2 separate regions of the Homo sapiens genome follow, and region 1 is linked to region 2. A link is a loop called in an ENCODE intact Hi-C map of the cell type or tissue named here. Cell type or tissue: K562. All regions are shown on one strand. Each heading gives the region's core, and the rest is flanking DNA. Links, peaks and the distances in the headings are about the cores only.

What was found. Peaks named below come from ENCODE experiments on the same cell type or tissue, not always from the same donor. Only the 100,000 strongest peaks of a DNase experiment are listed, where the experiment ranks them.
Region 1: a loop joins it to region 2, with 4 times the contacts of the local background. A loop is called at or near these places in 11 of 110 quality-filtered maps.

Annotation. Positions count from the first base shown.
Region 1 is chr6:83,206,580-83,222,546 of GRCh38, reverse strand. ME1 (malic enzyme 1) reads left to right here. Exons shown (of 14, transcript NM_002395.6): 13 at 5,951-6,049; 14 at 10,453-12,145. The coding sequence ends at 10,623. Among named protein-coding and RNA genes, the nearest start is that of RWDD2A, 21 kb to the right of the region's middle. In K562, for the core only: a CTCF peak has its summit at 7,212 (motif pointing right); a DNase peak (open chromatin) is centred at 7,196.
Region 2 is chr6:82,264,493-82,280,459 of GRCh38, reverse strand. LOC105377874 (a long non-coding RNA gene) reads right to left here and starts at 9,022. Exons shown (of 3, transcript XR_942737.3): 1 at 8,703-9,022; 2 at 8,390-8,500; 3 at 7,770-8,243. It also overlaps the pseudogene LOC100132659. RefSeq lists silencers at 2,461-2,661, 15,254-15,548. In K562, for the core only: a CTCF peak has its summit at 9,496 (motif pointing left); a DNase peak (open chromatin) is centred at 9,499; H3K27me3 peaks cover 516 bases.

The DNA.
Region 1 (15,967 bases), core at 3,880-11,879, 940 kb before region 2:
TGAGAAACTTGAGTGAATTTCTTTTCTTACGATTAAACCTTTGCAGCTGAACTGATCCAAAGAACTTGATTGATATTCAAATATTTTTATCCTGCAAATATTTTTTCCATTGTGAAGAGGAACCCCAAGAATGTAGACAAAGATTCTTATGTTACTGATGTGATCTAAAGGAGCATAATCTTGGTGGCTAGCACCCGGTGTCATTCTATGAGAACAGATGCTTGGAAGCAATAATGTTCTCCTGTCGTTTTCTTCACTGCATTAAAAAGCATGCCAGCTGATGTCACAGGTTTTCTTTAACTCAGAAAATCTTGTTAAACATAAATGGATGTCTAATTACTAAGAGAGCATGTAAAAGTAGCTTTTGCATTAAGGAAAATGTAATCATTGTCTTTTAGAATAGGCACATCAGAGTTTTGGTTACCTGCAGTAGTCAGTGTTTTCTTTCTTAAATAACTCTAGCACCCTCTAGTGACAAATTCCGTGAAAAATATTTTCAGTTTACTCTCCAAGAAAAGTAATAATCACTACCAAAAAACACTTTGAAGGAAAAAAAAAATGTGGTGTTGTCAACATACCACATCACTAATTCTTATCATAGCTAGTGATCTCTCTGGCTGCATCTCTTGGCCTTTCTACTGGTTTTCTCTTAGGCTTCAACACAATATTCCTGTTTTTTATATCATCTAAATTATGTCCCACTCATTATTTTCCTTGTCTCCTTTTCATCTCCCTTTTAAGTAAGAGTTTTTTTTCTAGCATTCATTTTTTGTTACCAGTTTTTTCTTCTCTTTTTCTTATGCTTTCAAAGATCTCATTCATTCATTCATTTCTATTATCTTCATTCTAGTAGTGGCCAAATCTGTGTATCTCTATTCTCATCTTTTTCCATATCTCCAGTTGCCTGTTGGGTAATTCCACAGACATGCCCTACTGTGTCCTTAAACACAACATTATGAAAGCCTTCCTTATCTTTCCTCACTGTCAGCATTCACATTTTTATTAGTGATACCCCCTTTCCAAGCAGGCAGCAAAGCTTAGAAGCTTGACATTCTTTTCATTCTCCCTCATCCCATAGCCTTCAAACACACCATGCATATGTATGCCTGTGTAACTGCTTTATCTCTTATCCTGTCTGGAAAGACCTGAGAATTATTCTCCAATGATCTAAGCTTCTCCTTTAGGGTACTGCTTAAATACCACCACATCCTGGAATCTTTTTGTGACAAGTCTAGCTCATCTTGATCTTTCTCCGTAGCCATGACTGTCTTTATTACACACTTTGACATTTAATTTTATTTCTGGTTATGATACACTCCTGAGAGCTTCCTATTGTAAAAGATTAGGTGTTGCCTTTATAACTAAATTGTAGATTATCTTTTTTTTTTGAGACGGAGTCTCGCTCTGTTGCCAAGCTGGAGTGTAGTGGTGTGATCTTGGCCCACTGCAACCTCCAACTCCCTGGTTCAAGCAATACTCCTGCCTCAGCCTCCCAAGTATCTGGGATTACAGGCACAATGCCAATACGCCCAGCTAATTTTTGTATTTTTAGTAGAGACGGGGTTTCACCATGTTGGCCAGACTGGTCTCGATCTCTTGACCTTGTGATCAGCCTGACTCGGCCTCCCAAAGTGCTGGGATTATAGGCATGAGCCACCGCGCCTGGCCTGTAGATTATCTTTTTTAAAGACAGAGAGTCTTCCATATACTTCTTTTAAAACTTCAGTAGTATCTAGCACCATGCTAGGCACAAAGCAGAAAATTAGTAAATACTTTTTGAATAGGATTAAATAGAATGAGTCATGTATCTTAGCAAGAGGAATAAATACAATACCACAAACGTTCACTACCAGATGGCCCCAAAAAGAAGAAAAGTACTTCTTGTCTAGATTATATTTTGTAGTTAACAAAAGTAACATATAGGAGATATTTCTGAATATTTTGTTTTGCAACCACAAATTTAATAACTGTTAGGATTATTGTCAAAATACTAGTTGAATCTCTTATGGAACTAGAAATGTCATGGGTTAGCACCAATCTCAAAGAATATTTCTGGACATTTTTATATCATGAAGAGATTTTTGGCTTTCCTGGCACTATAGACAGTCTTCTGGACCTCTGGTGATCAGCCCTCCTGGCCCTGTGTGGTCTGTAGTGTATCCTGGGAATAGACTCCTCACATCCTGTTCACACCTGGGAGACAAATCTCAGCCTCCTATCTTCACACCACTTCTCCTGAATCACAGGCTGGTGTCTTCTCATCTGCCTTGCTCCACTCCTTTCTGATATCTGCTCAGAGGACCCTTTAGATAATCATCATGGACAGTCACACATGGAGAGTAAGGATTCAGAATGATTCTTCTTTACTCAGCTATCCTGTGACTGTCTCCAATCTCTTTAAAATGACATTTGTGTGACATCCTAGAGAAGAAACAATGAAATTGAATGCCAGCAGTGTCCTGGTGTTTATAGGTGGAATACACATATTATGTCATATAAATAGTTGAAAAAACTTGAAGTTGATTCGTTATAGAACTTGCCCCCAAATCAAATAGCTAACAATCTATACACTGTAGAGCCAGATCTGACACCAGAAGCTATTTTGCTTCCATTTGGCCATGTGGGCTGCCTATTGGTTCTTTTTTAAAACAAAATAGCTGGCCAGATGCAGTGGCTCACGTCTGTAATCCCAACACTTTGGAAAGCTGAGGTAGGTGGATCGCTTGAGCTCAGGAGTTTGAGACCAGCCTGGCCAACATGGTGAAACCCTATCTCTGCTAAAAATACAAAAAAAAAAAAAAAAAAATTAGTTGGGCATGATGGCACACAGCTGTTGTCTCAGCTACTCGGGAGTCTGAGGCGGCAGAATCACCCAAGCTAAGGGAGATTGCCTACACTCCAGCGTAGGCAATCTGAGTGAGACCCTGTTTCACATACATACATACATACATACATAAAACAAAATAGCTAAGTTTAATTGAATACTTTTCTGACAGACACTGTCTGTGGTAAATTGTTTGCTGGCATTTATTTCATTCAATCCTTATGAATTAGGAAGTATTATTAGTCCTGTATTACTGATGAGAAAACTGAGGTCTAAAAAGGTTAATTAATTTGCCCAAATACAAAACAGACAGTAATTGATGGAATTAGAATTCAAACATAGGTCTACCTCACACCAGAGCCTGAGCCTTCAACCACCATGCTCTGACATCTTTTTAACATTGTGCTATTCATTTTGTTCTATCCAATTAAATACCAATACCTGACACCCAGAAAAGTTTTTGCTTTAACATCTAAGAAATTATTATTTAAATCTGCCACATCTCCTTTGCAGAACAACAAGAATTAATAAAGTTTTTTAAAAGTTTCAATTCAGTGGAGCAATTAACATAAAATGGTTTTATTTTGCCCCAGTCATTGTTTTAAATCATTCTCCACCAGCTCTCCCTCTTGTTTCTCTTAGTGCCATTTCGGTAAGAGCCCATAACTTTCAGTTCACTCATTCTTTTAATATTCTTTTAATTAAATACCTAACATATGCTAGGCATTATTCTGAGTGCTGAGAATACATCAGTGAACAACAATTAAACATCTGTGCAGTTCAAAATGTTATATCCAATTCAAATGTCATGTCCTCTCCCTGCAGTAGGAGAGGCCTGCAGTAGCAGTTAGAGAAAACCCATCTGTTCTTTTACTCTTTCTCTGAAGCTAGCACTTTGAGGAATTTGGGGGGAAATGTTTGGCTCGACTCTGAGAAACCTCCTCCCTCTTTTTGTTAAAGACTACTTCTTCAAATACGTTGGAGAAAAGAAGGAAGGGCATGGAAAAGGGCAAACATCTCTTTTATTAACTCGATTATTAACTCCACTAATTCTCTCTGGCAGGGTCCAAATCTGGCCCTCTGATGTAGGATGTCTGGCTTCAGCCTAGCTTCCTTACACTTCTTCAGGTCCCCAGGGATGCAGAGGCCTCCTCTGCTATGGCCGCTTGACCTTGGAAACTCATGTACCCATACCAGATCCACTGATGGGAATGTATACAGCTTACAGCCACCCTGTCTGTCTGGCTCTCCCTTTCCCATTCTCTTCTCTGCTTAAGTACACATACCTATAACTGCTCACGCTGAGGAGGGGAAAAGAATGCCCCCCAGTCTTTCCTTGAGGACACCATAAGCCTTTAAGAAGGAGTAGCATGCACCAAGAAGAGGGGAGGAAAAAGCCACTACATTACCCAGTAGGCCAAACCATGGTTCCAGCAAATTTCCCTGCCTCTCACTAGCTCAGCCTTCTGGAAGGGGGTGGCTGTGGTTTGTGGGGTTGGCAGGGCTGATTCTACTTTCTGAGGTAGATGGCAAGCCCCACTTGTTTGGTGACTTCCTGATAGTGTGGAATAGTTAACGTATCTTTGTCCTGAAGTTTGGGACCCTGATGACCAATTCTAGGGCAAACATCCTGTTACAAAGGCAAGAAATTAATGAGTTAAATGATGAGTTTATTATAAAATTATGGTCAACACCCTACAATTATATGTTATAATATTTTGTATAATATGTAGAGCAATACTAATCAAACAAATAGTTATACTAGTAACTTTACCTCCTTCTCCTTTCCATCTTACCTCTGCCTAAATGTCCCTGGTCAGAAGTCCTTAGTCACCGACGGGATTTAACTCCAAACTCCTTTTTTGACATTGATAATGCTCCAGTCCTTATTTCTGTACCCAGACCCTCTGCTCCCCCAGGTCAGGACACTTGGGCCTGCTGAGTCCAGCTCACACACAACTCTGCCTTTGGTCTGACTCTGTTTTTTGTCTGAAATGCCTACCTACTTTCTGTTTGTCTAACTCCAGGCTTTCCTGTAGGTTTGCCTTTCAAGCCACTGTGCACTATAAGGCCTTCCAGAACTGCTCTTCCTCTGGATTTCTTAGCACCCACATTTCACCATTAGCCTAAGCCGTCTTCTCTTTCAGCGTTCTCTTTTTCTTCCCGTACTCTGTTACCTTACTAAATTATACATCTCTCAAGGACAATAACACTTTTCTTAAGCTTCTCCGTAGTGTTATGCTTGTTCAGTGCATATATGTTTGCTGATGGCAAAGAATAATATTTTGGAAATAATTTCATGATTTAAAAATCTAAAAGATATTAAGATATACTGAAAAATAAGTATTTGATTATTTAAAATGTTACAAAAGAGGAAGGTTTCCTACTCCCTCTCTGCATCCACATTTTCATGGAACAAAGGCCTAGGTATAAGCTGATTTAGATTTGCCCCCATCTAGAAATTTAATCAAAGTCTTAGAGCTGGAGAGAACATCAGGGTTACTGAGTCTCCCTCTCTGCCTTAGGGTTCAATACAAAATTTAACACTGTTTGATTTGGAACTAGGGAATGGTTTGGGGACAGTAAATGTTGAGGCTAATTAGGTGATTTAGATAATCCAGAGTCTGTGTAAAATTAAAATCCTATTTGTAGTGAGACTCTGAACTAGCTTTCTCAGCCTTTTGCTCTACCTCCTGCACAAGAATATGACTCAGAGCTGGGAGTAATGGCATGCTTAGCCTTGGATAGCTGTCCTCCTCTGCTTTCAGGATCCATTTTCATTACTCTATCATCTTCCTCTTTCTTTCTTTTCTTTTCCCTTGTTCCCCTAATGTATCAATTGGAAAGTATCTAGCATTTCATGGTACAATAGAAAAGGAAGTGGACTAAAAGGAAACCTAGATTCTATTCCCATCTTTTTCACCAATTATGTGATCTCAACCACCACCACACCACTCTGGGCTTATTTCTTTGTTGATAGAAGTGGGGATGAAATTAGGTAATCATATTAATGTCACTGGTTTTTGTATAGACCATTATATGTAACCGTTCACTTAGTTATTGGCGTACCCACCACATTGTATCGTGTGAAGTATAAACACTTTTTTTCTTTCTTTTTTTCATAAGGTTATAGCTCAGCAAGTGTCAGATAAACACTTGGAAGAGGGTCGGCTTTATCCTCCTTTGAATACCATTAGAGATGTTTCTCTGAAAATTGCAGAAAAGGTAAAACCACTCTTGTTCAAGCTTCATTATTTTTCCTTCCTTTTCTTGCTAAATATGCATTTTTAAATATTAAAAATCTGCTTCCTTGAAATGTATATCTGTATCAACTTACTATGTCAGAAGTCAGAGAAATGAGGCACACTGACACTGTAGAGCTTAGGAGCTACATTTGCTTCTCAGAGAAGAATGGAAGTATTGGGCCGAATAATTAATTTCCCTCTCTATCGTTCTTTTTTTCTCCTAAAATTTAAATAATTCATTAGGGCTTCCTGTCAGCCAGATTTCTCCCATTTCACCTTTTTAAAGTTGTTCTTTTCTATATCACATTAGTGATAATTAACCAAAATATTACAGATATGTTAGAGTAACATTTAGACCTTGAACCACCTTCCATATCCATGTCACTATGATGTGTGGCATCATAAATGACAGATCACAACTGATAATACTGGGCGGAAGGCAAAATAAAGAGGTCAAAGAACTTGAAAGCTGTTTGGGTGGCAGATGAGCTACTGAAGGAGTTAGCCAAGAAGAACCCAAAGGCAGAGAAATTTTCTGTAACTAAACTGGAAGATAAGTGGACTTTTTTTGCAGTGTAATTGTATTAGTTTTCTTGGGCTGGGATAACTACATACCACGGTTATGTAGTAACTGTTTTTAAATATTCAAGCCACAGACTGTGTGGCTTAAACAACAGAAAACTATTTTCCCATAATTCTGGGAGCTAGAAGTCTAAGATAAAGATGTTTGCAGGTTTGGTTTCCTCTGAGGCCTCTCTCCTTGGCTGGCAGATGGCTGCCCTCTTTCTGTGTCCCCATATGGCCTTTTCTCTGTGTGTGTACACGCTTGTGTGTCCAAATTTCCTCTTCTCTTAAGGACACCTATCAAATTGGATTATAGACCATTCTAACCGTCTCATTTTAACTTAATTATCTCCTTAAAGGCCTATTTCTAAATACACTCACATTCTGAGGTACTAGTGGTTAGGGCTTCAACACTGAATTTGGGGTGGGAGGAACACAGTTTAGCCATGACAGTAGTTATATGTTTAAATTGGGGTTTCTCTACTTCAGCGTTGTGGACATTTTGGGTCAATAACCATCATGCGGCTGTCCCAGGCATTGTACAATCTTCAGCAGCATTCCTGGCCTCTGCCCACTAGATGTCAGTAGCATCTGCTCAGTTGTATCAACCAAAGCTGTTTCCAGACATTGTCAAGTATCCCCTTGGGGGCCAAATTGCTCCAGATTGAAAATCACTAGCTTAAGCTATTAGCAAGTTATCTAAACAACACCATTTAAGAGTCACATATCATTATTTATCTCGTTGACTGAAGGCAGTCTCTTAAAAAAAGAAGTAATTCTCTAAAAACCTTTACATAATAATCTGCTTGGTTATCTATGAAAAAGTATGTTCATATATTCTACTAATATGTATCTGCTAGTTTTTAAGTAGTTTAAACTATTAATATACTGAATAGCATATTATCATTTTAAGTTCATTTTGGAGATTTAAATGAAAAAGAGTTAGCTTATGATTAGAGGGGAAAAAAAGCAGGGGACAGCAGGGGAGTGCCAAAAGATTCAGATATCACACCTAGAATAATGGAAGAATACAGAGTGCATACACAGAAATTGAGAAACTAGAACAAAGAACCAACTTCAGAGAGGGAGATCATGTAAGTGGACTGCAAGTTTGAGGTATCAATGGCACATTCAAATGTACCATTTTATCAAGTAGATAGAAATGACTGAAACTTAAAGAGAGGCTAGATAAAAGACCTGGGCATCTTCTGCATGTGGTAACTGGTGAATATCTAGGAGTGGGTGAGGTTGCCAAGAAAGCAAGTATAGAAAGGAAATAAAAATGAGAATAGAATATAGTTTATTATTCTGTCTAGAAGACAGAAGAAAGATGCCAGTTAAGAAGAGAAGTGGTCAGGATTTTAAGAGACTCCAAACTGAGCAGCATGTCAATAATTAGGAAAGAGACAATTTCAGAATGGGAGTGGAAATTGTGACCAACACAGCCAAATCCTGGAGAGAAAAACAGATGCAGACTTTTATTTGGTACTTAACAAGTTATCAGAGACTTTTACAAAAGAAATTTCAAGATGTACAGGAGGTTCAGAAGGCAGAGAATTAGGAAAGCAATAAAATATAAGCCACTCTGTCAGAGAGTTTGGCATTGACAGGACAGAGAGAGTGAAGATTTCATTGGGAGAAGGGATTATTTCTATGGTATAACTGGGAGCAGAAAGAGGAGATGAATTTCCACATAGTCTATGTCAGTAATGAAACAATGTGTTTTATTATAAAATTAACATAGCCATCTTAAGTAGGCATGAGGGATCTTTTTGGGGTGATGGAAATATTCTAAAACTGAATGTGGTAATATTGTTGCACAGCTCAGTAAATTTACAAAAATAATTTAGTTGTACACTTAAAATGCTTGAATTTTGTGTGAATTATATCTCAATAAATCTGTTTAAAAAGTAATACTACCATATTATGGGCACTTTGGAAAACAAATAGAGAAAAGGAAAATAACCAATATCCTATTTTTCTAATATAAGTATTATTTTTTTTCCTGTGTTTGTTTTGAGTCTTTCGTTTGTTTATTTTCTAACATTATTATAATTATGAAATATACATATTGTTTCCTGCTTTTTCATAGACATTTCATAATACAGCACAGTATTCATAACCTTAATTGTTCATAAATGCATAGTTTTACATTGAGATGAGATAATCATTCTGATATTCTTTGAAATCAGACTTATCAAAATAAGTCAGTCATATAAATATTGTTTTAAGAACTGATGTGAATTCGGCTGGGCACGGTGGCTCACACCTGTAATCCCAGCACTTCGGGAGGCCAAGGCAGGTGGATCACCTCAGGTCAGGAGTTTGAGACCAGACTGGCCAACATGGCGAAACCCCTTCTCTTCTAAAAAAGTACAGAAATTAGCCGGGTGTGGTGGCAGGAGCCTGTTAACCCTTGGGAGGCTGAGGCAGGAGAATCGCTTGTTTTTTTGTTGTTGTTGTTTTTTGTTTTGTTTTGTTTCGTTTTTGAGATGGAGTTTTGCTCTTGTTGCCCAGGCTAGAGTACAATGGTGTGATCTCGGCTCACTGCAACCTCTGCCTCCCGGGTTCAAGTGATTCTCTTGCCTCAGCCTCCCGAGTAGCTAGGGTTACAGGCATGCACCACCACACCCGGCTAATTTTGTATTTTTAGTAGAGATGGGGTTTCTCCATGTTGGTCAGGCTGGTCTTGAACTCCTGACCTCAGGTGATCCACCTGCCTCGGCCTCCCAAAGTGCTGGGATTACAGGCATGAGCCACTGTGCCAGCCAGAGAATCGCTTGAACCCAGGAGGCAGAGGTTGCAGTGAGCTGAGATCGTGCCACTGCACTCCAACCTGGGTGACAGAGTAAGACTCCATCTCAAAAAAAAAAAAAAACTGGTGTGAATTAAATAGTATATATGAAGTGATTAATTTTGATGAAGAGAATCCATTTAAAGAAAGTAGGGAAAGAGAAGATGTATGAAGACACTGAGGAGATAGTCTGAGTTGGTCAAAAGGGAAATTAAGGTCATTTTCTCTGAGTAGTTGAAATTTTCTCCCATGATGTGATATGATGATGTGATTCTCCAGTGAGTGATGAGAGTCAAATGGAAGCTTGAAGATGGGGGAAGGTTTGGAATTGCTTTTTGGGAACCACAAGAGGAAGTTTTAAGTAAAGAGAGAAAAAAGTATAATGTGCAGACTAGAAAAAAAATATAGCACCACAGAAAGTTTACTGCATCGTTCTAGGATGCACAGCCACAAAAGGAGAAAGCCAGCTCTGAGGGGTCCCCAGACGAGGGACTAGAATTATGCATGAAACACAGGGCGTGATGACCAGAGAATCTGTGACGCTGGCAAAGAGTGCTCATCCTGACTGTGGTGTCTAGATGATTAGCTGAGCAAGATCAGGAGACCCTGGGGTACAGGAAGAGATTTTGTAGGAGGCTGTGGTGAGAATAGGGATTCTTGAAAATTCAAGGTTCAAGTTTAGCAGGACTATTTAGGTATTTATTTCAAGTTAATTGTCAGTCAGGTCATGTCAAGACTTTGAACACTGGCTTCTCTGAGAAATCCAGATGTGATAGTACTTGAATCAGTCTCACCTGGTCACACTTTCCTTAGTTGCTGATGTCATTTTTCTCTCTCACTATATGATTTATAATTGCATTTTCATTTTATATCTTCATTGCTTATATGTGCTTTTATTATAATACACTTAATGTTTTTGCAAACATAGGATACAGTGTTTTTGAAATGGATAAAAACTTCCACTCACATGGGCTCATGATTACCTCTATTTATTAAAATAATTAATATTCTTTTCTTATATCTAGATTGTGAAAGATGCATACCAAGAAAAGACAGCCACAGTTTATCCTGAACCGCAAAACAAAGAAGCATTTGTCCGCTCCCAGATGTATAGTACTGATTATGACCAGATTCTACCTGATTGTTATTCTTGGCCTGAAGAGGTGCAGAAAATACAGACCAAAGTTGACCAGTAGGATAATAGCAAACATTTCTAACTCTATTAATGAGGTCTTTAAACCTTTCATAATTTTTAAAGGTTGGAATCTTTTATAATGATTCATAAGACACTTAGATTAAGATTTTACTTTAACAGTCTAAAAATTGATAGAAGAATATCGATATAAATTGGGATAAACATCACATGAGACAATTTTGCTTCACTTTGCCTTCTGGTTATTTATGGTTTCTGTCTGAATTATTCTGCCTACGTTCTCTTTAAAAGCTGTTGTACGTACTACGGAGAAACTCATCATTTTTATACAGGACACTAATGGGAAGACCAAAATTACTAATAAATTGACATAACCAACATTAAAACTCATAATTATTTTGTTGACCATTTTGTTAAAATCTACTTTTCAAAAAAAAAAAGCTAGAAATGAATCTAGGCGTAGGTGAACTTTTGCTAAGCAGAAATAACACTACTTTGTTGCCTAGAGAAAGATAACTTCTCAAGTATTTTTATTCCAGTCCTAGATCATATATGTTCTTTTGTGCAACGGAATTCTAACAGTTCTAAGAGAAAGATCACTGCTGTTTACAGCGCCTTGTGCAGCCTTAGATTTTAATATTCTTTTGTCATTGTTACATCTCATAGAGTAAAGCTCTTATTACCTTGATCCTGAGTCAGAAATCCCACCTGAAATCACCTTTTTTCCCCCTTGATCAAACATCCCATCCTTCAGCTACCATACTGTTGCTACAGGGATTTTGTGGACTGTGGCCCCTGTCCCGAGGTTGGCACCTTCAGTTCAGCACAGCCTGAGCAGTGAGAAGGTCTGAAAGGAGAGTATATAGTTAAGATCCTTGAGAAAGGGCTGCCTGAGGAACTGACCTCTTAAAGATCTCAGGATCTTTAAGACAACAAGTTAGGTTCCTACTGGAGTTACCTGCCAGAATGGCCTCTTAATTAACTCAGGTAATGAAGAGCTAACTGTGTTATAATCATCTTGCTTTTGCCTGAATTTGGAGAAAGTATTATAATTAAGTTCCCAGTATCAGAAATGTCCTTACATAAGATTAAAATATCTTGATGACTAATACCATTCTATGAGAAAGAGTAGTTATATGCCCAGACTGTATTAATTTACTTTAGAAACTAATGTTTGAAGTAATGGAAAAAATTTTAAATTATAAAGCTAAGGTGCAATAACATTTGCTACTTATTTATAGAATTATTTGAAGAATTTTGTTTTTGAAGTAATGCTTTAAGGAGTATAAGATATTCAAGATAAATTATACTATAAAATGATTTTATTGAAAGTTGAAGGTTACACAAATTGTTTTAGGTATGAGCAGAAGAGGTTAAGGTATTTCTAAAGGTAACATATAGTCAAGAGTTTCCTCAAAATAGTTATTTGGAGAAGAATCAGAATGTCTGTGTATTTCTTGTCTGTTTCTATGTTGTCTTATAGCTCTGACTAAATGTGTTTACCTATGCAAAAGATTTATTAAAGCATAGAAAAGGTGAATGAATAAAAATATAAAATAATTGTCCTTTTTCTTAAAATGTTACATTGTAATGCTTGGTCTTGGGGTCATATGATTATGTGTGACGAATTTCTAAAATATTCTAATAACTGCTAATTTCAGTATAAACATCATTCATTTAAAACATATGTGGCTGGGCACAGTGGCTCACGCCTGTAATCCTGGCACTTTGGGAGGCTGAGACAGGCAGATCACCTGAGGTCAGGAGTTCAAGACTAGCCTGGCCAACCTGGTGAAACCCTATCTCTACTAAAAACTATAAAAATTAGCTGGGCTTGGTGGCTCATGCCTGTAATCCCAGCTACTTGGGAGGCTGAGGCACGAGAATCGCTTGCACTGGACGTTGCAGTGAACCAAGATCATGCCACTGCACTCCAGCCTGGGGGATGGAGTAAGACTCTGTCTCAGAAAAAAAAAAATATATATATGTAATCACATATTCTGGACACTGTGATGTGTGAGCCACTTCCTTGTCCTCAGGGAAAGATAATGAAATAAGCATTAGATAGTTACTTACTAGGTGTCAAGTATCCCACATACATTATTTTAATGTAGTCCCCTCACTTTCCTTATGAAGTTGATATTTTAAGTAACTTGCCAAGTCCACAGAATAACTGAAGAAAGTAAGCTTTACATCCATATTCATCTTTCTTTATAGTTTGTTCTCCTTTCCATAGGCTACAGTCTAGAACAGCACTGTCCCATGTGTAATTTTAAATTTTGTAGTAGCATCATAAAAAAAAGACACAGGTGGAATTCATGGTAATAATATATTTTGTTTAAACCAATATATCCAAAATATTACCACTGCAACATGTAATCATCATAAAATTATTAAGATAGTTTATTTTGTTCATATTTTCTTCGAAATCCAGCACATATTTTACACTTACATTTTAATTCAGTTCAGACTAGCCACAGGTCTCAGTAGCCACATCTGGCGAGTGACACTGTATTGGACAGTGCAGGTTTAGAAGAGACAGTTATATACCAATAGCTGTAAAACTGCATCTCCATGAGAGAAGTGAAGTAGAAGTCTGAGGGAAATGTTTACTCAAAAATATTTTGGTAAATAATGCCTCAATAAAGTAGATAAAAAACTAATTTGTGCCAGCCTCTCTTCATAAGCCAGCCATGCATATTAGGAAGGGAGCACAGCCCCAGAACAAGAAAATTATTTAACAATTTTTTATAGAACGCTCACTTTGCTATTAACCAAAGAAATGTAAAATGCTACTGGAGCACACATGGAACAAATAAATTATATAGTGAGAAGGAGATGTCAGGGAAGAGAATATAATAACATTAATGTTAATAAAATTAGACAAAAAGAAAAATGGAAAAAGATAACTTTATCACAAAAATAGAATATCTAAAGAATTAAATGTACATTCTAAATATAAAAAATAAAATATCTGAAATTAAGAATTCATCAGACAGATGGTTTAACAGCCAACTAGAGGTCATAGAGGAAAAGATTAATGACCTCAAAGGCAGGTCATTAGAAATTACCTACATTTTTTTAACTTTTATTTTAGGTTTGGAGTTACATGCAAAGGTTCATTATATAGGTAAACTTGTGTCATGGGGGGTTTGTTGTATGGATTATTTCATCACCCAGGTATTAAGCCTAGTACCCAATAGTTATTTTTTCTGCTTCTCTCCCTCCTCCCGCCCTCCACTGTCAAGTAGACCCCAGTGTCTGTTGTTCCCTTCTTTGTGTTCATGAGTTCGTATCATTTAGTTCCCACTTATAAGCAAGGACATGTGGTATTTGGTTTTCTGTTCCTGTGCTAGTTTGCTAAGGAAAATAGCCTCCAGCTCCATCCATGTTCCCACAAAAGACATGATCTCATTCTTTTTTTATGGCTGCATAGTATTCTATGGAGTTCATATTACCACCTTCTCTTTATCTGATCTGGCATTAATGGGCATTTAGGTTGATTCCATGTCTTTGGTATTGTGAATAGTGTTGCAGTGAACATTTGTGTATGTATGTCTGTATGGCAGATTGATTTATATTCCTCTGAGTATATACCCAGTAATAGGATTACTGGGTTGAATGGTAGTTCTACTTTTAGCTCTTTGAGGAATCTCCATACTGCTTTCTACAATAGTTGAAGTAATTTGCACTCTCACCAACAGTGTGTAAGTGTTCCCTTTTCTCCACAACCTTGCCAACATCTGTTATTTTTTTGACTTTTTAATAATAGCCAGAATGTCATGAAGTCATTCTCACTGGTGTCACAATGAAATTGTATCTCATTATGGTTTTTGATTTGCATTTTTCTAATGATCAGTAATATTGAGCCTTTTTTCATATGTGTGTTGGCCGCATGTATGTCTTCTTTTGAAAAGGGTCAGATCATGTCCTTTGCTCGCTTTTTGATAGGGTTGTTTTTTTCTTGTAAATTTGTTTAAGTTCCATATAGATGCTGGATATTAGACCTTTGTCAGATGCATAGCTTGCAAATATTTTCTCCCATTCTGTAGGTTGTCTGTTTACTTTTACTCTGCTGATAGCTTCTTTTGCTGTGCAGAAGCTAAATTTAATTAGATCTTGTTTGTCAATTTCTGCTTTTGTTGCGGTTGCTTTTGGTGTCTTTGTCATGAAATCTTTGCCTGTTCCTATGTCATGAAATCTTTGCCTGTTCCTATGTCAAGGATGGTAATGCCTAGGTTGTCTTCCAGGATTTTCATAGTTTTGGATTTTACATTTAAGTCTTCAATCCACCTTGAGTTGATTTTTGTATATGGTATAAGGAAGGGGTCCAGCTTCAACCTTCTACATATGGCTAGCCAGTTATCCCAACACCATTTATTGAATAGGGAGTCTTTTCTCCATTGCTTGCTTTTGTTAGCTTTGTCAAAGACCAGATGGTCATAAGTGTATGGCCTTATTTCTGGGTTCTCTGTTCTGTTCCATTGGACTATGTGTCTGTTTTTGTACCAGTACCATGCTGTTTTGGTTACTGTAGCCCTGTGATATAGTTTGAAGTTGGGTAATGTGATCCCTCCAACTTTATTTTTTGCTTTGTATTACCTTGGCTATTCGGGCTCTGTTTTGGTTCCATGTGAATTTTAAAATAGTACTTTCTAGTTCTGTCAAGAATGTCATTGGTAGTTTGATCAGAATATTATTGAATATGTAAATTGCTTTGGACAATATGGTCATTTTAATGCTATTGATTCTTCTGATCTTTGAGCATGGGATGCTTTTCCGTTTGTTTTTGTCTTCTCTGATTTATTTGAGCAGTATTTTTTAGTTCTCCTTGTAGAGATCTTTCACTTCTCTGATTAGCTGTGTTCCTAGGTATTGTATTCTTTTTGCAGCAATTGTGAATGGGATTGCATTCCTGATTTGGCTCTTGGCTTGGCTGTTGGTGGTGCCTAGGTATGCTAGTGATTTTTGTACATTGATTTTGCATCCTGAAACTTGGCTGAAGTTGCTTATCAGCTGAAGGAGCTTTTGGGCCAAGACTATGTGGTTTTCTAGATATAGAATCATGTCCTCTGCAAACAGGAATAGTTTGACTTCCTCTCTTCATATGTGGATGCCCTTCATTTCTTTCTTTTGCCTGATTGCTTTGGCCAGGACTTCCAATACTATCTTGAATAGGAGTGGTGAGGGACAGCATCCTTGTCTTGTGCTGGTTTTCAAGAAGAACGCTTCCAGCTTTTGCCTATTCAGTATGATGTTGGCTGTGGGTTTGTCATAGAGGGCTCTTATTATTTTGAGGTATGTTCCTTTAATATCTAGTTTACTGAGAGTTTTTAATATGAAGGTATGTTGAGTTATATTGAAAGCCTTTTCTGCACCTGTTGAGA
Region 2 (15,967 bases), core at 4,988-12,987:
GCTCTCTCTCACCACTCCTATTCAACATAGTATTGGAAGTTCTGGCCAGGGCAATCAGGCAAGAGAAAGAAATAAAGGGTATTCAAATAGGAAAAGAGGAAGTCAAATCGTCTCTGTTTGCGGATGACATGATTATATATTTAGAAAACCCCATTGTCTCATCCCTAAATCTCCTTAAGCTGATAAGCAACTTCAGCAAAGTCTCAGGATACAAAATCAATGTGCAAAAATCACAGGCATTCCTATACACCAATAATAGAGAGCCAGATCATGAGTGAACTCCCATTCACAATTGCTACTAAGAGAATAAAATACCTAGGAATCCAACTTACAAGGGATGTGAAGGACCTCTTCAAGGAGAACTATAAACCACTGCTCAAGGAAATAAGAGAGGACACAAACAAATGGCAAAACGTTCCATGCTCATGGATAGGAAGAATCAATATCATGAAAATGGCCATACTGCCCAAAGTAATTTATAGATTCAATGTTATCCCCGTCAAGCTACCACTGACTTTCTTCACACAACTGGAAAAAAAACTACTTTAAACTTCACGTGGAACCACAAAAGAGCCTGCATAGCCAAGACAATCCTAAGCAAAAAGAGCAAAGCTGGAGGCATCACGCTACCTGACTTCAAACTATACTACAAGGCTACAGTAATCAAAACAACATGGTACTGGTACCAAAACAGATATACAAACCAATGGAACAGAACAAAGGCCTCAGAAATAACATCACACATCTGCAACCATCTGATCTTTGACAAACCTGACAAAAACAAGGAATGGGGAAAGGATTCCCTATTTAATAAAAGGTGATTGGAAAAGTGGCTAGCCATATGCAGAAAACTGAAACTGGACCCTTTCCTTACAACTTATTCAAAAATTAACTCAAGATGGATTAAAGACTTAAATGTAAGACCTAAAACCGTAAGAATCCTAGAAGAAAACCTAGGCAATACCATTCAGGACATAGGCATGGGCAAAGACTTCATGTCTAAAACACCAAAAGCAATGGCAACAAAAGCCAAAATTGACAAATGGGATCTAATTATACTAAAGAGCTTCTGCACCACAAAAGAAACTATCATCAGAGTGAACAGGCAACCTACAGAATGGGAGGAAATTTTTGCCATCTATCTATCTGACAAAGGGCTAATATCCAGAATTTACAAGGAACTTAAACAAATTTACAAGAAAAAAACAAACAACCCCATTAAAAAGTGTGCAAAGGATATGAACAGACACTTCTCAAAAGAAGACATTTATGTGGCCAATAAACACATGAAAAAATGCTCATTATCACTGGTCATTAGAGAAATGCAAATCAAAACCACAATGAGATACCATCTCACACCAGTTAGAATGGCAACCATTAAAAAGCCAGGAAACAGGCTGGGCACAGTGGCTCACGCCTGTAATCCCAGCACTTTGGGAGCCCAAGGTGGGCGGATCACCAGGTCAAGAGACCAGGACCATCCTGGCTAACACGGTGAAACCACGTCTCTACTAAAAATACAAAAATTAGCCTGGTGTGGTGGCGGGCGTGCCTGTAGTCCCAGCTACTTGGGAGGCTGAGGCAGAAGAATGGCATGAACCTGGGAGGTAGAGCTTGCAGTGAGCCGAGATCATGCCACTGCACTCCAGCCTAGGTGACAGAGCGAGACTCCATCTCAAAAAAAAAAAAAAAAAGCCAGGAAACAACAGATGCTGGAGAGGCTGTGGAGAAATAGGAACGCTTTTACACTGTTCATGGGAGTGTAAATTAGTTCAACCATTGTTGAAGACAGTGTGGCGATTCCTCAAGGATCTAGAACTAGAAATACCATTTGACCCACCAATCCCATTACTGGGTATATACCCAAAGCATTATAAATCATTCTACTATAAAGACACATGCACACGTATGCTTATTGCAGCACTATTCACAATAGCAAAGACTTGGAACCAACCCAAATGTCCATCAATGATAGGCTGGATAAAGAAAATGTGGCACATATACACCATGGAATACTATGCAGCCATAAGAAATGATGAGTTCATGTCCTTTGCAGGGACATGGATGAAGCTGGAAACCATCATTCTCAGCAAACTAACACAAGAACAGAAAACCAAACACCACATGTTCTCACTCATAAATGGGAGTTGAACAATGAGAACACATGGACACAGGAAGGGGAACATTACACACCGGGGCCTGTTTGGGGGTAGGGGGCTACTGGAAGGACAGTAGGTGATGTGTTGATGGGTGCAGCCAACCACTATGGCACTTGTATAACTATGTAACAAAATGGCACATTCTGCACATGTGTCCCAGAACTTAAAGTATAATAATATAAAAACAAAAAGATTGAATTTAGATAAAATCTAGTAAGGATGTTTTACATTCATTGATCTAAGGTTGTCAATTTCAAAGTTTTATTTATATATGTGATAAGAGCAATATTTTGTTTGGTCCACAGTAATTCCTCTTTTTAAGTTATGACAATGCTCCCTTATCAAGAGCCATACCTGGCAAGTGCAAATCAGTTTCTTTCAACATGTGGAGAAGATAGCTCATCCACAATTAAGGCTGAGTCATTGTGCTTAGTGCTACCAGGAAAAAGAAGGATATGATATCAAGGAAGTATTTTCCAGAGAGAAAGAAAACAAAGTCTCTCCCCTTCCAGAAAAATATGGTCAGAAGTTGGATGTGCAAGTCTTAGGGTGGAGCATTGAGGAAGGATGCTGGTAGAAACAGCCAGAGAGGCAAAATGGACTTTCCAGTTACACTTCAGTGGATACTAGTCTAGAGACCCCTTCTGACTATCCACCAGGTCACAAAGACCAATAGAAAGTCATTTATGAATGCTCAGTGCCTGCACTGCTGAGAGAACTTTCCCCTACAAATGCTATCTTGAGTAGATAAACAAAGAGGGGAGGAACATCCCTAGTATGGAGCTTATATGGTTTGGCTCTGTGTCCCCACCCAAATCCCATCTCGAATTGTAATCCCCAAGTGTGGAGGGAGGGACCTGGTGGGAGGCAATTGAATCATGGGGGCGGTTTCCCCATTTTGTTCTCCTGATAGTGAAGGAGTCCTCACAAGATCTAATGGTTTCAAAGTGGCAGTTTCCACTGCACTCATTCTCCCTCTCTCTCTCCTGCCACCTTGTGAAGAAGGTTTTGCTTCTCCTTCACCTTCTGCCATGATTGTGAGTTTCCTAAGGCCTCCCCAGCCATATGGAACTGTGAGTCAATTAAACCTCTTTTGTTCATAAATTGCCCAGTCTCAGGTAGTATCTTCACAGCAGTGTGAAAATGGACTAATACAAGTGATGACCCTGGAATTGATGAAATATTTATCAGAACACAATTGTTTCATCCAGAAGTTACTTTAATTGGCAAGTTAAAGTCTTTGTTGTTCTATCATTGAACTGTATACACTTAAAGATGGTTAAGGTGTTACATGTATTTTAGCAAAATTTTAAAATATAAGTCTCTTTTGTTTCGTTACTTTCCTCTAACACCACTGCAGGTATAGGAAGTAAAGAAGGTTTTGAAGTTTTTTTTTTTTTTTGCACATCTAATATAATATAACTAAATCTAATCTTGAACACCTCCCTGCCTACACACACACACATACACACACACACACACACACACTTTCTGTTAAAATTTATGACTTTCAGCCCTAGGATCCTTTTCAAACTTTCCTTTCTTTTAAGGATTCTCCTTTTCATAAGTGGAATTCCTCTAGGGTTTTGAGTTTCAGATGGGATGTAAGACTGGATTTTTTTTCCCCTAAAGATCACATAATCATATTCAGTCACATCTTACTCATAAATATAAAATTACAAGCCCTGCACATTAACTTGTCCTCCTCCAAATCTCAAAATCTATAGTACTTGAGGAAGTGAGAGCTTTGAGGAAGTCATGTGTTCTTATTATATTCCAAAGGGCATTTTGGGAGTGGGTCGTTCCACCCCTCTTTTAAAATAATGTTAGTAATATTCTCCTCAGTATTTCCTGCCCATCCCTTCTCTATCTCTAATGTATGCTTGGAGCAGCTTTCCAAAACTCCTTAAACCAAATCAAATGAAATGGAATATGAAACTAGCTTGGTCTGTGCCACTTATGAATATGTGACCTGTGACAATTATTGAAGCTCTCTGACCTTTAATGTTCTCCTTTATAAAATAGGGAAAACCTAAACGTTTAGAGGTTTGTTGTTAGAATTAAATGAAATAAAGAATGCAAACCACTTACTCAATCTAAGTTGCTGTGATGAATATCTTCTTAAATTTAGCCCCTTTCATTTCTTATCTTTCTTTTTTGTTTTGTTTTGTTTTTTTGAGACAGGGTTTCACTCCATCCATTCAGGCTGGAGTGCAGTGGCTGATCTCGGCCCACTGCAACTTCCATGTCCCGGGATCAAGAGATTCTCCTACCTCACCTCCCCAGTAGCTGAGGCCACAGGTGCACGTGCCACCATGCTTGGCTCATTTTTAGTATTTTTGGTAGAGAAGGGATTTCACAATGTTGCCCAGGCTGGTCTCGAATTCCTGAGTTCAAGCAATCCACTGGCCTCTGCCTCCCAGAGTGCTGGGATTACAGATGTGAGTCACAGGTGCCTGGCCTCTCGTTTTATTTTTTCCCCAACTCAGTTCAGTGAAGCTCCTCTCATTTCTACCTCTGTCTTATGGAACACTTGTGAATAAATTTCCCTGTGCTTTCAACATTTTCTTTTATTCATTTAACAAGCACCTACTATAGACCAGATATAATGCCAGCTTCTGGTGATCCAAAAATGAATAAGGTACAGATGGTTCACGATGCCCTCAGAGTAGCAGAGAAGACAGATGCTATAGAAGCCCAGAGTGGGCAGCAACTGACTCTGTCCAGAGTGGGAGGAGGGTGAAAGAAGACTTCTTAAAAGAGAAAACATTTGAGCTGCACAAGAGAGGAGGGAGCAGGCTGCTCATGGTATGTCTCTTGGGCCTCTTCCTTATGAAGAGGATGCCAAGGTTTTCCATGAACCTCTGGGCTTTAGTTTGAAACTCTGCTTTCTTCACATTGCCCTATTTTTCTGAAAACCCTCTACAATAGGATTGAGACACAGAAAGGATACATTTCTTGTCCTTGTGGGGAAATAAAGAGGAAAAATTGTTGTTGCTTTTTTCTCTTTTTTTTTTTTTTGAGACAGGGCCTCATCTTGTCACCCAGGCTGGAGTGTGGAGTGTACTGGCCCAGTTATGGCTCACTGCAGCCTTTCTACTTCTTCTTCATGCATATATTCTTTCATTCTTTATCCACTCCACAACCATTTATAGAGTACCAGTTAAGTACTAGGCACTGTGCTAGATGCTAGAGATACAGAGAGATAAGAAATTTAGTCTAGTGAGAGACACAAACAAGAAAATCAAAGATTACTCTGCATTTATGAGAGCTCTAACAGAAGAATATTAGAATATTCAGGGGGCTGGGGAGCAGTGTTAGGGTGACCAACCAACCCAGTTTACCTGGTACTGTCTCCAATTTAGCACTGAAAATCCCACATCCTGGAAAACTCCTTAGTTCTGCACAAACTGGGACAATTGGTCATCACAGCTCAGGTCATCACAGAGCAGGCTCTCCTAATGCAGCCTGGCATGGGGGCAAGAGTATAATCATGTTAGAAATGATTCCCAGCTTAAATTTAATAAAATACTGATGGATAAAGACATTGGAAACATTCATCAAGTGAATGCTTTTAGCACATGTGAACTAGATTACATTGGGTGATGGGGAAAATCCTAGTAATGTGCCCACAGTTCACGTGGAACATTACTCCTAGAGCTGTATGAAGATTAAGTGATTTAAATATATTTGGGTGTCTGTTACCTGAAAAGATAATTCTGACAAAGTCACTGCCTGCGAGGAGCTTATATTTCAATGAAGATTAAGCTATATATACAAATTATTATAAAGTAAGTTATAGAACAAACTGAAAGCAATTCAGATAAAGGACAGTGGGAGTCAGAGGATGTTATTATTCTGGCCTGGAAGCAGGGGTGCCTTAGAGGATCCAGGGATGACTTCATGGAATAACAATGTAGGTGAACAAAGGAGAATTACAGAAAGGATGAGAAAGAAGGTGCTCAGATGGAGAAGCAAGAGCTCCTGCACAGAAGCAAAGCCAAAAACACACCTGGCACCTCGGGCTCTGGAGAGAATTGTTGAAATTGTGGGATAGAGTGACTCATTCCAAGCTTTCTTGACTTTTTCTCCCTGAATTTTTTTTTTTTTTTTTTTTTTTTTTTTTGAGACGGAGTCTTGCACTGTCGCCCAGGCTGGAGTGCAGTGGCGCAATCTCGGCTCACTACAACCTCCACCTCCCAGATTCAAGTGATTCTCCTGCCTCAACCTCCCAAGTAGCTGGGATTACAGGTGCCCACACCCACACCCAGCTAATTTTTTGTATTTTTAGTAGAGACAGGGCTTCACTATGTTGGCCAGGCTGGTCTCGAATGCCTGACCTCACGATCCACCTGCCTCAGCCTCCCAAAGTGCTAGGATTACAGGCGTGAGCTACCGCACCAGGCCTCTCCCTCAAAATTTTACTTCCACAAAATATTTCCCAGGGACTCTGCAATAATGTGCTCATTTGGAGTTAGTTGGACTGTGGCTATATATTTTTTTAATTAGAGTCAATATATCAAAATTTTGTTTTCCAAAAGCCTTCTTCACAGTGCTAACAGTTTAGTTGAGCAGAATGTAGACACTTCAGGGACTACTCCAGTGTGCTTATTCACCACAGAGTTCATTTTTCAAGCTGAAACTGAATGATAATTGATAGTGTTGGGGCTCAGAACACAATACCCCAAAGTATGGTGCTTTGGCATGCTGAGTACATAAAACTAAAGGAGATTGCAAGGCTTCAGAAGTAGCCTCAGAAGAAAAGCCTCTCTCTGACTGTCTCCTACCCTCCTTTCTCTTGTCCTTGTCTCTCCCCTGAAGTGAGTCATAGAAACCAGAATTCTTCTTCTTCAAGGTAAGTCATAAAAACTAGAACCCTTCTCCCTCAAAGCAAGCCATAACACCTAGAAAGGTTACTGTCTCTCTTCTCCTTCTTCCTTGAAGATCCTCATTTCAGAAGGGGTCCTGCCCCGTTGGCAGGGAGGAAGTTTCACTACACAGTGAGGCCAAGATGAAGCTGGACAGGCCTTGCTGAGCTTTCCACCTTCATCTGTTACCATTGGGTTATACCCCTTTGTCCAGTTACCTATCTGTACAGCTGTTCATTCTTTATAGAACCTAAGCAGTTTTCCCTTGGTCTTTGGGTCTTCACTTCTGAAGACTCTTGTGTCATGTAAAACTTTGATTTTAAAAATATGTTATGCTTTTCTTTTGTTAACCTGCCTTTTTGTTAGGAGTATTAAGTGTCGGCTGTGACCTTTATGATGAGCGAGGAAAGGTATCACATCTTTCCACTCCTACAATAGCAAAATTCAAATTTCATGATCTCGTTTTTCTATTGCTGGTGCCTCCCAGTCTCTCATTCTAAACTCCCATAAATTCACTCACACTGTTCATCCTTGCTTCTCTCTCTGCTCCCCTCCTTCACCTCTTGGGACCATAACATGCAGTTTTCACGTCTCATTTCTCAGCAAAATTATGAAGTGTGTTGAATGAATTCACATTAATAATATTTTAGCTAACAACACTTGGAAGAGTCTACAGATCATTTACCAAGGAAACTAAATTATTTCAAATACTGGTGTCAAAATAAATGAACCAAGCCTTCTCTGACGTAGTAGCTTAACATTTTATTGTGAGTGTGAACACAATTCCCTAATCTCCAAAATACAGCAATCCTTACTGGGTTCTTTCTTCATTAGTGAGAGTACAAAATGTTCTGCTATAGATTTCCCCATAACTTGTAGTGGTGGAATAGGGCATTTCTTTCCTGAAGTAATTCAAACTAATATGGAACTCTTTTCTAATATAAAGATGTCTTTAGAACACCTTGGAATTATTGCAAACGATAAGTAGAATTTATTAACGTTATGAATCAAAGAGAAATGTTGTGTGTTTTTGTTGTCATTAAATAAAATTTAGAGGTGAATCTTTTCTCCATTTTTTTTTTGCTTAATCATGACTCTGTTTTTTCTCTCTCCTAATAGGTTCTCTTCAGTTCCAAAGTATTCCCAGCTGCCGAGAGTCACAAATTCTGTCTGAAAAGCAGGGTGACCTTTTCAGAGAGGAGCCAATGTTTGGAAGCTGAAATACAGAGGAAGGGAGAAAGTTTACTGAATGTGTGCTGGAAGAGGAGAGCTCATTTAGCCAGCCCTCTTCCACTTCACTCATTCCCAACCCCACCCCTACCCACATATTCCAACTCCTCCGCCTCTCCATTCCTCCCTAACCTTACTGGACAAGTAGGACCGCCAGCTATAGGACTGCCAGCTACAGGGATGTGGTAGTCCACTCGGGCTCTTTGAAGTCTTTAAAATTCTCCCTCGGTGTCTGCTTCTTTCCTGGGGGCAGAAAGCAGCACATGGCACCTCAGATCCATGGAACACAGCCCACCACTCCTGAGAAGCAGAGTCGAGGAGCAGCCGACCTGACTTGGAAGGCAGGCTAGCTGGGTTACCCCTGCCCACTGCCAGTTACACAGATTAAACATTTTGTCTGGATATGACCAGATGTCCTCAATTCCCCAGGCTTGAACACACTTACCCTTGCTTCTCCAAATTGCTTTGCATGCCTTACCCACCCCCTCATCCCCACTATTCTTAGCTCTCAAAAAAAAAAAAAAAGATGCTGCAGTTGTCATCCATCTTCCGACTTTTTATCATAGCTTTGCATACTCTTTTCAAATATTCTTTCTCTTTCTCCCTCTTCTTTTTAGCCTCACAATTTTGCTTTTTGTAGACCAATCAAAGATTTCTATGTGTGTCTTCAAAGAAATATTACAAGACAAACCCTCTCCTGGTACAAGAGCTACAGAATTATTTGCATATATAATCTCTTCTTGTGCCTCCTGCTAGCATGGGCCTTTTCGTCTTCAATCCTCATGGTATAACAAAAGAATAAATTATGGTACTACTGATAGAACGTTAAACTGACAATCTTCTGAGGCACCGGCAGTTTAATGGAAACCAAAGAAAATTCAAGATTATACATTTTCTCATAAATGTATTTCTTTTTCCTGTCTTCTCTTTCACATACTATCAATTTTCTTGCCTTCTTATTATTCAGTTTCCTATCTGTCAAATAACAAACCCAAAGCTGCCTTCGAGCCAATCTCCTGTCAATGGAACCGTACTTGCTGATAGAGGATTAAGGTATTGGCAAATCTGTTACAAGGTGTTTAGGTTTATAATTAAAGATTTAGTTAAATTAATAAACAGCAGCAATTTCAAGAAGACTAAAAGGATTGCCTTACCTGATATTTTGCCTCCTTTCTGACTACTAAGGGAAGATGTGAAAAGTGAAAATGAAGGTGTTTATATAGTGCCATCTAGCGACAGATACCTAAAAAAGCTCTGTATCATTTATTGATTGCACAGAGAAAACAAAATCCTTCTACTGGGGTCTGCTTTGGAATCTCCAGGTTTAATTCTAGTTTTTGGGCTTTTGGGTTTTTTTGTTTAACCTTCTATGGGGATAATTCAATCCTGGGGTCTCTTTTGTTTTCACTGAAAGTTTTAAGCTTTAATCTGCTTTGTGGAGAGCCAAAAACATGAAAACTCTTTCAGTATCCAGAGGAACTGCTGCAGTGGTATTTTAACTTTGGACTTTTTCTTGCTATCCCGGTTCTGTCTGTCACACTAAAATAAAACCTTGATTCTGCGAGGTATAGGAAAATATGTTAATAAGCTAAGAAAATGGAAATGATCATGTCATCTAAACCATAATATTGCTCCCCTCTTCCAACTCTTCTCACTTGAATTTATATTTCTCAAATTTTAAATATATGGACATGAAAAAACAAAGATGTCTTCAATTATGCATATTAAAAATATACACCTATGAGAACCATAACCAAGTTTTAGAAGTTGGCCCACTGTTAGCAAAGTTCAGAATGAATAAACAACCCCTATATATATGGAAAGAAACAAAAATTTAAAAAACCATCACCAAATCAGAAACTGCTGTCTAACTTAAGTGATTCATGTTTCCCAGAATCAGCTTGTCCTTTTAAAGGCTGATCTCTAACTTGAGACTGGCTTTGCTTTGACTGTGAGATACTTCTAAGATCAGGTCTCCATTCTGATCCCACTCACCGGCTGCTCTGTTTCCAAAGTACTTCTGCCTTCCCTAGGGGGGTCTCCTCCTGTACAGGCACTGAAAGACTGATCAAATCTGCATGTGTCAATCATTGCCTACTTCCCAGCTGGTGATAGAGGTAGATTCCTACCAAATTTACTCGGAGGACTTGACTTTCTCAGGACCTCTTCCTGTTGTGCATTGTCATGATCTTGCGGCTAAACTAATAGATGTGAAAGTGAATTGAAATGTAAAACATGCTGGGCAAGTCTAAAATGCTTTGAATGATAGGAGGTAATTAAATGAATGACTTTCAAACCTCACTTGATGCCTGCTGAGATATCCTATATCTACTGATTCAAGGGCCAAATCTCTAATTTCCCAATACCACCCATCACTTGGAAGTTTCTCTTCAATACATTGATCTTCTCATGGTTGCCTGATGCTTAGTTATGAAAGGGTTTCTTTTGTCTTGATCTTTTCACCATAAAGATAGGAAAGGCTGGGCATGGTGGCTCATGCCTGTAATCCTAGCACTTTGGGAGGCCAAGGCAGGTGGATCACTCGAGGTAAGGAGTTTGAGGGCAGCCTGGCCAACATGGTGAAACCCCTGTCTCTACTAAAAATACAAAAAGTTAGCCAGATGTGGTGGTAGGCACCTATAGTCCCAGCTACTCCAGAGGCTGAGGCCTGAGAGTTGAACTCGGGAGGCGGAGGTTGCAGTGAGCTGAGATTGCGCCACTGCACTCCAGCCTGGGCGACAGAGCAAGATTTGGTCTCAAAAAAAAAAAAAAAAGAAAGAAACAAAAATAAACTTAATTTTTCAGGATGGTAGATTTTAGGACACTATACTTTCACCATGTTAATTAAAATAAGAGTAACTGAGTGAGATGTACCTGCCTAAAGCAGTTTTAGTTAAAAAGAACTCACACCTCTTTTTTTTTTTTTTTTTTTTTGAGACAGAGTCTTGTTCTATTGCCCAAGCTGGAGTTCAGTGGCACAATGTCAGCTCTCTGCAATCACCACCTCCCGAGTTCAAGCGATTCTCCTGCCTCACCCTCCCGAGTAGCTGGGATTACAGGTGCCCGCCCCACACCTGGCTAATTTTTGTATGTTTAGTAGAGATGGAGTTTCACCATGTTGGTCAGGCTGGTCTGGAACTCCTGACCTTGTGATCCACCTGCCTCAGCCTCGCAAAGTGTTGGGATTACAGGTGTGAGCCACCACGCCCGGCCAACACCTCTGATCTTAATTTCAGCTAAATTACTGCAGAATTTTTCTTTAAGAAACGAGATAGTGATCTCCTAATCTCTATGTTTCAGTACCCTTCCCTCATCCCCAATTCAAAGTCTCCTATTTTATTGACTGCATTAGCAGTGATTTCATAATTGGTAGTTAAAATTGGCATGCAGTGAAGTTTTAGCGGTTGTTGGGATCTTTGTTGATTAAAGAGTTTTAAATTAAATACTAGTTTAGTACTTGATGTTATTTGAAGGGGGCAATCTTCCACAGCAGGAATTTTTGTGGAAGAATGCCAAGTAATGCTTACTTTATGTCTCACTTCCAGTGCTCTCTAGGGGTGCCAAGTTTATTATGGGTTAGAAACTGAACAGGCTTAAGTGGTCCATTTCTAAAATGTAATCATTGAATTTTCATATAATTTTATGAAGGCAATTTAATTATTTTATAATTACATAACCAGAACATAATACGATGTAAAGTCATGATGAATACACTGTCTTGTCTTAAGTATGGCAAAAAACCTTAATCAAATCATATACAGAGATTCAATTAAAGTAATACATAATCTGTTTTGGCATCTCTCTTTCTTTCCTTTCTGAGTAGGCATTAACCCAGAGTTTTCCTGGGAATATGGTTTTTTTAATAAGCCTTCCTTTTATTTATTCTGGCTTTCTAGTAACCTGTAAGACTATTTTGTGTTGCTCTTAAGTAGCATAATGAGACCCAACAGTAAGACACGAGAGTAGCTCTACATGAGAGGACCCTCCTCTTGGAATCTGTCCGCTCACGTTTGGCCTCTGCTCTTGTCAATGTCGTGCAGATAGAGCAGGCATAGATGTTGGAGGTTGGGGTTTATTCTCTGCCCCACTTAAAAACAAACAAGCAAATATGTCTGTGATGTCCAAAACCTATTAATGGAATCTAGATTTCTTATTAAAGTTTCATTAGTTTTATGGATATAATTAAGAGACGAAAGGACATTCCATCTTATAAGATAAACTCAAATGCTGCCGAGAGCTCTAAGGGACTAATGACCTCTCATATTAGAGTTCTTCTTATTTTTAAAGAAATTTTTTATGCTTCAGCTACTAAAGAGACAGTGACTAATAGGGATGAGCATAAATAGATATTTGTATCTTTATGGTTTAGAATTCAGGTCTGTAGAAGCAATATAACTATATGTTCAACAATAGGGGCAGAATAATTCCTGTGTGTTAGGGACAGGGGTGAGAGGTACATTGACAGGAACTGGCAAGGACAGATATTATGGGTTCCATCAGGAAAGAGACATGAGCCTGCTTGGACATCACACCTCTACAAGGAGAAAACTCAGTGTGGAAATGTTAGTGCTGCTGACAAACTGGGCACTAGGGCTGTGGTATGGGGAATCTGATTGAACTGTCTGAGCTTAACATAGGTAGTGGGGAGAAACTAGACTGCTAGCAGATAGTAGCAGATAGTCCTCTGAGGGAAGATGTATGTAAAGGCTTGAATAGGAGCTGGACCAGAAGATTCCATAACCTTATATAGTGTCAATGGCAGAACAGCAGAGGACTAGCAGTGACAAATGGGTCACAAGACATCAAAGAAAAATGCAGCAGCTGCGACTGTAGACTAAAAAATCAAAGATGTTCTCTACTCAGAATGTAGCCACCCTCAGCACTGAGGGTCCTGGTATAGTGGAGGAAGTATTTCAATGATAAATAAGACTTGTACTCTAATGGGATATATATAAATAAATAGAGAAGTATATAGCTAGTTCTATACATATATATTTATCTTTTTATATTTACGTATAAAGACATTTATACATATAAAATACTAGTTATAGAAAATTTAAAATATGGCCAGGCACGGTGGCTCACATCTGTAATCCCAGCACTTTGGGAGGCCGAGGCGGGAGGATCACCTTAGGTCAGAAGTTCAAGACCAGCGTGGTCAACATGATGAAAATCCATCTCTACTAAAAATACGAAAATTAGCCAGGCATGATGGCACATGGTAGCCTCTCAGCTACTAGGGAGGCTGAGGCAGGAGAATCACTTGAACCAAGGAGGTGGAGGTTGCAGTGAGTCGAGATTGCACCACTGCACTCCAGCTTGGGCAACAGAGCAAGACTCTGTCTCAAAAAAAAAAAAAAGAAAAAGAAAAAGAAAAAGAAAAAGAAAAAAGGAGTTCCAGACCAGCCTGGCCAACATGGTGAAATGCCATCTCTACCAAAAATACAAAAATTAGCCAGGCATGGTGGCATGTGCCTGTAATCCCATGTATTCAAGAGGCTGAGGGAGGAGAATCCCTTGAACCCAGGAGGCGGAGGTTGCAGTGAGCCAAGATTGTACCACTGCTCTCCAGCCTAGGTGATAGAGTGAGACTCCATCTCAAAAAAAAAAGAAAAAAAGAAAAGAAAATATAAAATATTTATACATTCTACATTTAATATATATTTTTCAAGTAAAGGCTTTATTTTCATATAGAAACCAAGGACTACAGAACAGCCTCCAGATTCAAAACTTCTGTTTCAGTAATCCTTGGTTTGCATATTAGGTAGGAAAGATTCTAGGAGTGCTAGATCTTTACAAGAAAACTTCTTAATATCATCCTTTACTTCCACCTTCATAATCCCATACATACTATATACAGTTTTAGGTCTATATTAAACTGTTCAAAGAGGACGGGCCCAGTGGTTCATGTCTGTAATCCCAGCACTTTGGGAGGCTGAGGCAGGTGGATCACCTAAGGTCAGGAGTTCGACACCAGCCTGACCAACATGGTGAAACCCCTTCTCTACTAAAAATATAAAAATTAGCCAGGCATGGTGGCGTGTGCCTGTAATCCCAGCTACTCAGGAGGCTGAGGCAGGAGAATTGCTTAAATCCAGGAGGCAGAGGTTGCAGTGAGCCGAGATCATGCCGCTGCACTCCAGCCAGGCCCACAGAGCCAGACTCTGTCTCAAAAAATAAATTAAATAAATAAATAAATAAATAAATAAGCCTGGGCGCAATGGCTTACACCTGTAATCCCAGCACTTTGGAAGGCCGAGGCGGGGGGATCACCTGAAGTCAGGGGTTCAAGACCAGCCTGGCCAACATGATCAAACCTTATCTCTACTAAAAATACAAAAATTAGCCAGTCACTGTGGTGGGCACCTGTAATCCCAGCTACTCAGGAGGCTCAGGCAGGAGAATCACTTGAACCCGGGAGGTGGAAGTTGCGGTGAGCCCAGATCGCGCCAGTACATTCCAGCCTGGGTGACAGAGTGAGACTCCATCTCAAAAATAAATAAATAAAATAAATAAAGTGGTCAAAGAAAGGGAAAAATGAAAAAGGTATATTAATAAAGAGTTACTCAAAATCATGTTAGATGAAATGTGTTAGTCTTAAAAAATAGTTTTTGGCCAGGCATGGTGGCTCACGCCTGTAATTCCAACACTTTGGGAGGCCTGGGTGGGTGGATCACGAGGTCAGGAGTTCTAGGCCAGCTTGGCCAAGATGGTGAAACCCCGTCTCTACTAAAAATAGAAAAATTAGCCAGGCGCGGTTGTGGGCGCCTGTAATCCTAGCTACTCAGGAGGCTGAAGCAGGATAATTGCTTGAACCCGGGAGGCGGAGTTTCCAGTGAGCCGAGATCACACCACTGCACTCTAGCCTGGATGACACAGCGAGACTCCATCTCAAAAAAAAGAAGAAAAAAAGAATAATTTTTAAAGTAGGATGCAATCAGAACTTTTATACATATATAAAATTAACACGTCAAAGATTTTATATAGCTTTGTAATTAATGAGGGAAGCAGTAACATGCTACAACTGATTCATAGATAGGAGAATTAAAAATATCACATATATAATAAGCAATGAGGAAACAAATCTATAAACAAATGCAAAAGCCGTTGGTGTGAGGCAGCCAATAGTGAAGGTGGCTACATGGGTTGCCATGGGGACAGGGCTGTTTCCAGGGAGGCTGTGATGGGGTAACAAGTGCATGACAATGGGAGTTACTCTCAGCAAAGAATGTACAGCAAAGGCAAGAGTAACAGCAGCATTAACCCATGTGACAGCCACACCTTGGTGAAGTTAGCACTTTACATATATGAATATCTGCTCCATGTAGGAGTTCAGAGATCATCCCGAACATTTTTATCAGAGATAAGATGGGGGAAAAAATTGGGAGAACCACCAGGATTCTTACATTCCTGGTGTTGTGTATTTTGGGATCTCTATTTGGCAGCTCCAGAGCCAAAGGAAACATGTGAACACTCAAGTGTAACAAAAAACTTCCATGATTATCTTTTTATATCACCTTGGTACCCTGGAGGTCCAAGGTTCCCATTGAAGATACCTAAAGAGGCACTTGGAAGTATCCTAGGAAGTCAGCCATTACTCCCCAGTGGAATCCAACTTGACAACAAGGACATTTAAGTATGGGTGGGCCAATTTCTCCAAGAGGAATGGTGCCCTGAGGGCCACAGTCTGATCCTTGGTTGTCAGTACAG